2 separate regions of the Homo sapiens genome follow, and region 1 is linked to region 2. A link is a contact called in ENCODE Hi-C or POLR2A ChIA-PET data. All regions are on one chromosome and are shown on one strand. Each heading gives the region's core, a stretch centred on a gene start or an enhancer-like site at or near the end of the contact. The rest is flanking DNA. Distances are from core to core; before and after follow the strand shown.

Region 1 (4,263 bases), core at 857-3,356, 190 kb before region 2:
TGTTAGCTCAGTCTCTCTCTGGGAAGTGCAATTACAGAAACATACTAATATATAAAATGCAAAATACCTTCACCTTTATTTTCAATTAATTTGGAGAAGAGTTAAATTTATTTACCACATATACTAATGGGCAATATGGCTATTTCCAAGAAGTTCCCTGGTATCTGTAAAGCTGACTTCAAGAATTTTTTTTTGTCTGGACATTTAATTTTTAAAGTACTGTTTCCAGGATTTCCACTAGGTGTCAGCCAAGGACCATCATTGAATTAAAAGAACGGAAGGCAGCTGGGAGGCTGTAACTAATGAGTTTCCCACAGCTGTGTTGACATTATTAGACTGGTGATACATTTCTTGATGTTTAAAATTTCCCACTATGCATTCATTTCACAGAAATAATAGAAATACATTTTGAAAACTTTAGGAAAATAAGAAATAATCTCGAGGAAAGATGTGGAAAGTTCACTTTAATGATAATCCTGCTTAAATAGAAAATTATGATTACATTATAGTGAATAAAGTATATTAGACAAGCGTGTTTGAGGCTGGGTGTGGTGGCTTGTGCCTGTAATCCTAGCACTTTGGGAGAGGCTGAGGCAGGTGGATCACTTGAGGCCGGGAGTTCGAGACCAGCCTGGCCAACATGGTGAAACCTCATCTCTACTAAAAATACAAAAATTAGCCAGGTGTGGTGGTGTGCGCCTGTAGTCCCAGCTACTCGGGTGGCTGAGGCACAAGAATACTTGAACCCAGAAGGTGGAGGTGGCAGTGTGCTTTTTCTTGTATGGAGATTGCACCACTGCACTCCAGCCTGGGTGACAGAGTGAGACGCTGTTTCAAAACAAAACAAAACAAAAAAAGGTGTTTTTATTGCCAGTGGGAATAATGTGGTTAGGATGCTCTTTGGAGCCAGATAGACCAATCCAGGCTTGGTCATGTACTAGTTATATAAACTTGGGCAGTTTATTTAATGTCTCTCAGCCTCTGTTTTTATTTTTTCTAGAATGGGAAGAATAAGAACTACCTCATAACATATTTTGGTGAGGGTGAAATAAGAATATAAAGTACTCAGCACAGTGTGTATGCTCAATAAGTTGTAACTGAAAAGATGTTTTTAGATAGAAAGGATCGACAACTTGGGGAGAAAGTACGATGTTATATTGACTATATTAACCATTTGAATACTTAAAGGGAACTTCCTGAGGCACACACGCCTAGCGTGGGAGAAAGACAGGTATGTAAGGGGGTCTCATTTTGTAACTGCCTTTCAGAATCTTGTTAGCAATTTTGATTTTCCCAGCAGACAGGTAAACAATGGGTGGGGCCCATCAAAGATACTCTGCCATTGCTCAGAAGGGCATTCTAAGGCACCAGGCCAGCAACAAAATGACTAATCATAAAGAAAATGCAGTCCCCTCTCTGCATGAGCTCCCTTTCATCTCATAACACCCTGACGAAATGAAAACTCATGCTTAGGTCCAAGTCCACACCTATGCACATTCATTTCCTGAGGACCAAATCATTGCTGGCAGTCCTGAGAACAAGCTTCAAATGCTTGTCAAAATATACAGAGAACAAAACAGACTGTCCCCTTTCTCAGAAATCTCAGCCCTTATTTTCCACCCAGTTCAATTTTCATGATCATCATCCCATTGTCTGCTCCACCTCACTCCTCCCAGCCCCAACTTGGACTGTTTCACCATCCATGTGAATAATCCACCCACCACCCTAGTTCCTTGACCACTTTCTAATGACCTTTTCCTCCACTCCAGAGCAGCAGCACAGAATCAGAGCCACCTCCAGAACCTGATCACACTCAAAACCGTCCCACCTCTAAGGCAGGACTCCAAAAGTCCCTTCTTCAATTACAGATTAGGGTATTTCCTTCTCTCTCACATTAAGTCCTGCTGAACCGGGCTTTATGACAATACTGCAGTCCCTCACCCCACGCCTCTGTCGCCAGCTGGTTTTCCTCTTCACTCAGCCTAATGTCATGCCCAATTACTGCAACTGCGTGCTCACTGGCACCCTCCCCACCCCCGCCCTGGGAACCTTCCCCTACCAGCTCTGCCGGTTCCCAACCTGGAGGAACCCACACACACCACGGTTTTCACCAGTAGTTTCCAAGCTGCTGAGCAGATTTTGAAATGACGTCATCACACTGATTCATGGGGGCCAGCCTCAGTTGGGTCTTTGATGTCTTTCACAGGCTATTCTAGTCATCTCTAGTGACTGGTCCATTTTGTTTTTTTTTTTTTTTGAGACAGAGTCTCACTCTGTCGCCCAGGCCGTAGTGCAGTGGCGTGATCTCGGCTCAATGCAAGCTCCGCCTCCCGGGTTCACGCCATTCTCCTGCCTCAGCCTCCCGCGTAGCTGGGACTACAGGCACCCGCCACCACGCCTAGCTAATTTTTTGTATTTTTAGTAGAGATGGGGTTTCACCGTGTTAGCCAGGATGGTCTTGATCTCCTGACCTCGTGATCTGCCCGCCTCCGCCTCCCAAAGTGCTGGGATTACAGGTGTGAGCCACCGCGCCCGGCCAGCAAGTGTTCTTCTGATCCTTTCCACTTTCCCTCAGACACCCCTGCTCTCTGCTTCACTCACTCAGCAGATGACTTTATTATCTGCACGAGTGAAATCGAACCCTTTGTCTTCCCCCAAGTCCACCTCAAAGTTCCTCTGTCTTTCATCTTTTTCTCCCTTGGTTCAGAGAGATGCTTCCAGCCCTTTCCAAGATGAGCCCCTATTCCTGTGTGTCCCATCCTCTTCCTTCCCACCTCCCCAGGCCCCGTTCCAACAAGAAGTGAGCCACTGTCTCCTCTCCCACCTTCCTCCTCCTTCCCTGCCATCTGCTCATGGACTCGGCATTCGAGCCAGACGAGAAGTCTTGCTTTGCTCTTGCCTTTCTCTCCAAACTATCATTTTTTCTTCCTTTTGTGAACTTTACATATAAAAAAGTCTATACCCATTCCGTTCCTTCTTAATCCCCCTTTTTCTGCAACCCACTGTGATCTCTCCCTTTTCTCTTAGTTGCCAAATATAAAATCTGCTTTTCTGTTTAAATCTCCTTGACCTCGGCAGCCTTTGAGACTGTGTCTCCCCCATCTCTGAGATGTGCTTTTTCCTTGTTAGCGCAGTGCCTTCTCCTCAGACATCCTCCCTGCCTCCTCTGCTACTCTTTCAATCTTTCTTTGGCTGTTCTCCAAATCCCCCCACCCGCTTGCTGATCACTTAGATGTTGGGATTCCCAAGGGTTCATCTTTCCTTTGCACATTTTTGTGGGCCATCTTATTAAACCTTAGGGCTTCAATTACTGCCTCTAGCAAGAGTCTCCTGATCCTTAGCTTCCAAGACCTGAATTTCCACCTGTGGCTGACCCTGCCCAGCAGCACGGGTGCCAGTGAGAGCAGAGGGCTCCTCTCTCTCACTCCCATCTCACAGGTTCCTCTCCCTGCCTGTCTCAGAACTCACAGTACCATGCTCTCCTTCAACCCCTGACTCAGCCTTGACTTTTAGTGGGCAAAATCCTGCCTCCTGCCTCAGTGGCACTTTCTGCATTTGTTCCCTCTGTCGCTGTGGCTCCACGGCAGCACTGCTCAGCTCCTTTCTAGGCCATGGTGGTGGGTTACTATCTTCTCCAGCCTCCAACCTCACTCCTGCCACTTATTTGTCACCTTGTCCCCAAAGTTACACTCTCAGAACACAGGACTGACTGCGCCATCTCCCCTTCCTCCAAAGCCTGCAGTAATTTCCCAGTGTGAACGCGTCCAGATTCCTCAGAGCACATGCTCACAGCCCTCCAGGGGCTCCTGCCCTTCCCGTCCCTGCCCCAGCCCCTGCCTCAGTCCCTGAGAACTCAGCCCTCCCATCCTGGCACCGTCTGTGCGCCCTGAACACAGCGCATACATTCTCTCTTTTTTTTTTTTTTTAATGCAGGTCTCTAGGTCTGGTTTCCTTAATTCCTTTTTTCCCACTTAATAAAAATATTCCTAAGACTGGGCACAGTGGCTCATGCCTGTCATCCCAACACTTTGGAAAGGCTGAGGCAGGCAGATCACTTGAACCCAGGAGTTTGAAACCAGCCTGGGCAAGATGATGAGACTACACCTTTACCAAAAATACAAAAATTAGCTTGGTGTGGTGGCACAAGCCTGTGGTCCCAGCTATTCTGGGAGGCTGAGGTGGTGGGATGTCTTGAGCCCAGGAGGTCAAGGCTGCAGTGAGCCATGTTTGCACCACTGTGCTCCAGCCTGGGCGACAGAGTAA
Region 2 (3,929 bases), core at 1,347-3,846:
CCTGGTAAATGAGAATGTAACTTTATTTGGAACTAGGGTCTTTAAAGAGATGATTGAAGACTGGGCATGATGGCTCATGCCTGTAATCCCAGCACTTTGCAGGGCCGAGGTGGGCAGATCACTTGAGGTCAGGAGTTCGAGACCAGCCTGGCCAACATGGTGAAACCCCATCTTTACTAAAAATACAAAAAATTAGCCAGGCATGGTGGTGCATGCCTGTAATCCCAGCTACTCAGGAGGCTGAGGCAGGAGAATCACTTGAACCCAGGAGGCAGAGGTTGCAGTGAGCCAAGATTGCACCACTGCACTCCAGCCTGGGTGACAAGAGTGCAACTCTGTCACTTAAAAAAAAAGAGAGAGATGATTAAGGTAAAATGAGGTCCTTAGGATGAGCCCTAATCCATTATGACTGGTGTTCCCATACTAAGAGGAGATCAGGACACAGACACACACAGAGGGACCACCATGTAACGACACAGGGAGAAGACAGTATCTGCAAGCAAAGGAGGCCTCAGAAGAAACAACCCTGCGAAGAAACAACCCTGCTAACACCTTCATCTTGGAATTCCAGCCTCCAGAACTGTGAGAAAATATATTTCTGTCATTGAAGCCACCCAGGCAATGGTACTTTGTTATGGTAGACCTAGCAAATAAATATACTCTTCTAAACTTATTTTATAGTTTTTAAAAAATCCATTTTTTTTTTTTGAGATGGAGTCTCACTCTGTAGCTCAGGCTGGAGTGCAGTGGCACGATCTTGGCTCACTGCAACCTCCGCCTCCTGGGTTCAGGCAATTTTAGTCTGGCTAATTTTCATATTTTTAATAGAGACGGGGTTTTGCCATGTTGGCCAGGCTGATCTCAAACTTCTGACCTCAAGTGATCTGCCTGCCTTGGCCTCCCAAAGTGTTGGGATTACAGAAGTGAGCCACCACGCCTGGCCTAAAAAAATCTTTAATTAACCAAATTTTATCCATTATACTTAGTTGTTATGAAAAAAATCACAGGCTTTTATTTCAGCCAAACTGGATTTCAAGTATGAAATTCGTACAAGGTGCCTTTGAAGTGAATTCCTTATTTCTAGGCTTCACTTTCCTCATCAGAGACACCAGCCAACACTGCCTGCTGTTGTTGAAGTGAGGCCGACTGTGGTGACAACTGAGAAAAAAAAAATTCTATGAAAGTGTTGGTGCATAGAAAGTTTTCAGCAAATGTCCCTCTCATTCCTTAATCCAAACAGAAATCCACAGGTTTCTGTTGGAAGTAAGGATGAAGAACTGATGGCTATGCCTCCAGGAGCCATCACGATGATAATCATCACCCTACTGTACTTTGCAAAGTAAAATCGTCCTGGCTGAATTTCTTAAGAGGCTGTCCTATAGCAGTCACATTGCTAGGTGCTCCATAGGACGGAAGACCTCCTTTACTCATGAAGAGTAAGAGTCCTTTACTCATGGGGCTCGAGTGTTGAGGATGTGGGAGGGAGAGGCAAGGTTGCCTGCAATGGGAGTCCCTTGTTGGGGAGGGGAGGATCCTGGAGACAAGAAGCAGAGATAGGCAGGGTGTGAGGGCCCCTGAGCGAAGGCAGCAGCACCCCCAAGGCCCAGGCACCTCCAGACTGCCTGGAGCACAGGGCTTTGAATAGGTCAGTATTGGGAGAAAGACCTGGAACAGGAGGTTAGGGTCTTATTCAGGGATGAGGCTCAGAATGAGAAATGTGTAATAAATTCTACAGCACCATGTAGTCACTGCAGGATCTTACATGAGGATTGTGCCTAACATAGATGATCCTTTTCAATTAGCCATCGCTATGGTTCCAGAAGCTTAAGAAACCTATAATCTAATACATTAATCTGATAAGGCGTTATTACTGCATCCAGCTCAACTGCTGTGACATTCTGTAACCACTGTGCACAGCTTAACTGGAGATTTAAGACACATTGAAGATTCTGTTTTCCTCCTTGAGTAGGTGTTTTTAGGTTGATATAAAACTTCATCATACATACACATGCACAGTGACCTCCAAAAGCCCAATACCACAGGGCAGCACGGTAAACAGGTCGCTGCAGCCTCGGATGCTCAGAGAGGCACATGACAAACGTGTGGGTCTGGCTGGGTGAAGACAGAGGCAGTGGCAAGGCCATGCGATCCAAACACAAACCTCGTGAATAGGCTGAAAAAGAGCACCACAATTGTACAGTGCACACGTGGGGGGCCTGAGGCCAACTCTGCTGTCCGTTTGCAGTACGCGCAAGGGCTGAACACTGGATTAGAAGGGAAGAGAACTAATTTCTAGTTCTGCTTCTACTACTTAATAGATACGTGAGTTTGAGACCTGGAGTTCCCACTGGAAAACTACAGAGAATGCCAGTTGACCTGCCTCATCATCTGATCATTACAGGCCGCCTGACACATAAAAGGCATGCGACATTTGTTATTTGCGTGATGTGCTTGCCCGTTAAAAGGGTGCTGATGGAGGACGCAGGTGCTACCTTCTCATAAAACACTACTGAAGAACCCAACAGCCAAGCTCTCACAAAACCAGGTCAAGTGTTTTTCCCCAAGGTTATTTAACTTGCAAAATGAAATGAAACAAGACTTCCCATCTGTTTTCCTCTTTCTGGCTGCACCTGTGTGGTTGAAGGCAATGATAACATCAGATGTGATTTCAGTGTCATTTGATGAATTATATTCAAGTGAGGCCTGGGGTAGGGAGAAGTGAAACCTCAAGAATGTGTCATTGACATACAGGATACTTAACACAAACAACAGAAGCAGAAGTGGCCTCAACAAGCTTCTGCGCTCATTTCCTACAGAGAAAAAAAAAAAAAAGATGCTCATTAAGAACCCATATCTATTGGACACAAAAGGAAGTGCCGCCTCCCCTCTTCTCTAATAGACTGGCTCAAACAATGCAGTTGACCAAGTCTTTTTCCCTGAGAGGGGGGATGCCACTACAAAACTCCCTCTTTGTTTTTCTATCTTCTAAAAGGGTCTTACATGGTATTACGAACTCAGGAGATCTTGAGAGAAACATTTGCTGATTTTAAATTTCAACTTATAGAAAAATTGTCCAATCTCCTGCAGTGGCAAAACACCATCAACACAACGAAATGAACCTAGGGCAGAGGATGCCTAGAGGAACACATCCTGTAGAAGTAACTTGTCCTTGAACAAAACCTGTTGGAGGTGATTAGGGGATCCGTCAGAGGTTCCTACTAATTCTGTCTACACTGGGAGGGGGAGGCTGGTGAGGGGTGGAAATGGCATCTGAGTATTGTCTTATTACTGAAGGGTGGGCTCTGGGGTTCATCCCAGTAACCTAACTCAGAACAGTGGTAGGGTGGGGAGAATTCCGGAGGTGGCTCTATGCTGCCTGGGAAGCTCTGGCACCAAAAGAGTACCCATGGGGAATGGGGTACAGGCACAGGATGGGTGACCCACCAAGCTGCCCACACACTAAAACACAGCCTGGTGTCTCTAGTCATTTTGATTTTTGCAAATTTAAAAAAAAATTAAGGCTGGGAATGTTGCCTCTTTGTTACTGAAAGTAGTATAACATACTAATTTATTATTCTTTACCTTTGGGCCAAAATTACCCCTCACCACAGCATGTAGAAGAGTGCCCATATAACATGTTGGCTTTTATTGAGATTCATTCACTTAACAAAATTATATACATCTGAGACCCCACAGCATGATAGGCTCATTCAGCTCTCTGCTCCCTTCCGTCTGATATAACACAAAGTGTTGGCTGGCACAACCAAGCTGACCCCAGGTGTGGACAGAGCTCTCGGAGGAGGAAATGGTATTAGGGAGAAGTAAGGGAATCAGAGCCTCAAATATGAGTTGGATTCAAATGTGCATCTCTTACCTACAGCTCAAGGTTAACTGCAACTCACACAACAGTTCTGGACGCAACACGGTAA

The links. Hi-C counts contacts between places; a loop is a spot of excess contacts on that map. ChIA-PET counts read pairs that join two places held with the same protein, here RNA polymerase II (POLR2A). Pooled maps may share reads with other maps.
Region 1: a map with no recorded cell type shows a loop between it and region 2 (17-fold over the local background). The contact joins two enhancer-like sites. A Hi-C loop is called at or near these places in 3 of 168 maps with a recorded cell type or tissue (B cell, GM12878 and lower lobe of right lung), 26 of 37 single-sample maps with no recorded cell type and 13 of 50 pooled maps. POLR2A ChIA-PET finds 5 or more read pairs at or near these places in 4 of 52 experiments (GM12878, activated B cell, activated CD4-positive, alpha-beta memory T cell and 1 more).

Annotation. Positions count from the first base shown.
Region 1 is chr6:150,811,299-150,815,561 of GRCh38, reverse strand. All of the region lies in intron 11 of PLEKHG1 (pleckstrin homology and RhoGEF domain containing G1), which reads right to left. Among named protein-coding and RNA genes, the nearest start is that of MTHFD1L, 52 kb to the left of the region's middle. RefSeq lists enhancers at 1,713-1,862, 2,103-2,202. Within about 2 kb of position 2,106, at least 11 of the 41 ENCODE cell types and tissues checked have a DNase peak (open chromatin) inside an H3K27ac peak, as active enhancers do; they include B cell, where a contact is called at or near this core.
Region 2 is chr6:150,621,923-150,625,851 of GRCh38, reverse strand. All of the region lies in intron 1 of PLEKHG1 (pleckstrin homology and RhoGEF domain containing G1), which reads right to left. Among named protein-coding and RNA genes, the nearest start is that of PLEKHG1, 24 kb to the right of the region's middle. RefSeq lists an enhancer at 2,145-3,174. Within about 2 kb of position 2,596, at least 2 of the 41 ENCODE cell types and tissues checked have a DNase peak (open chromatin) inside an H3K27ac peak, as active enhancers do; they include B cell, where a contact is called at or near this core.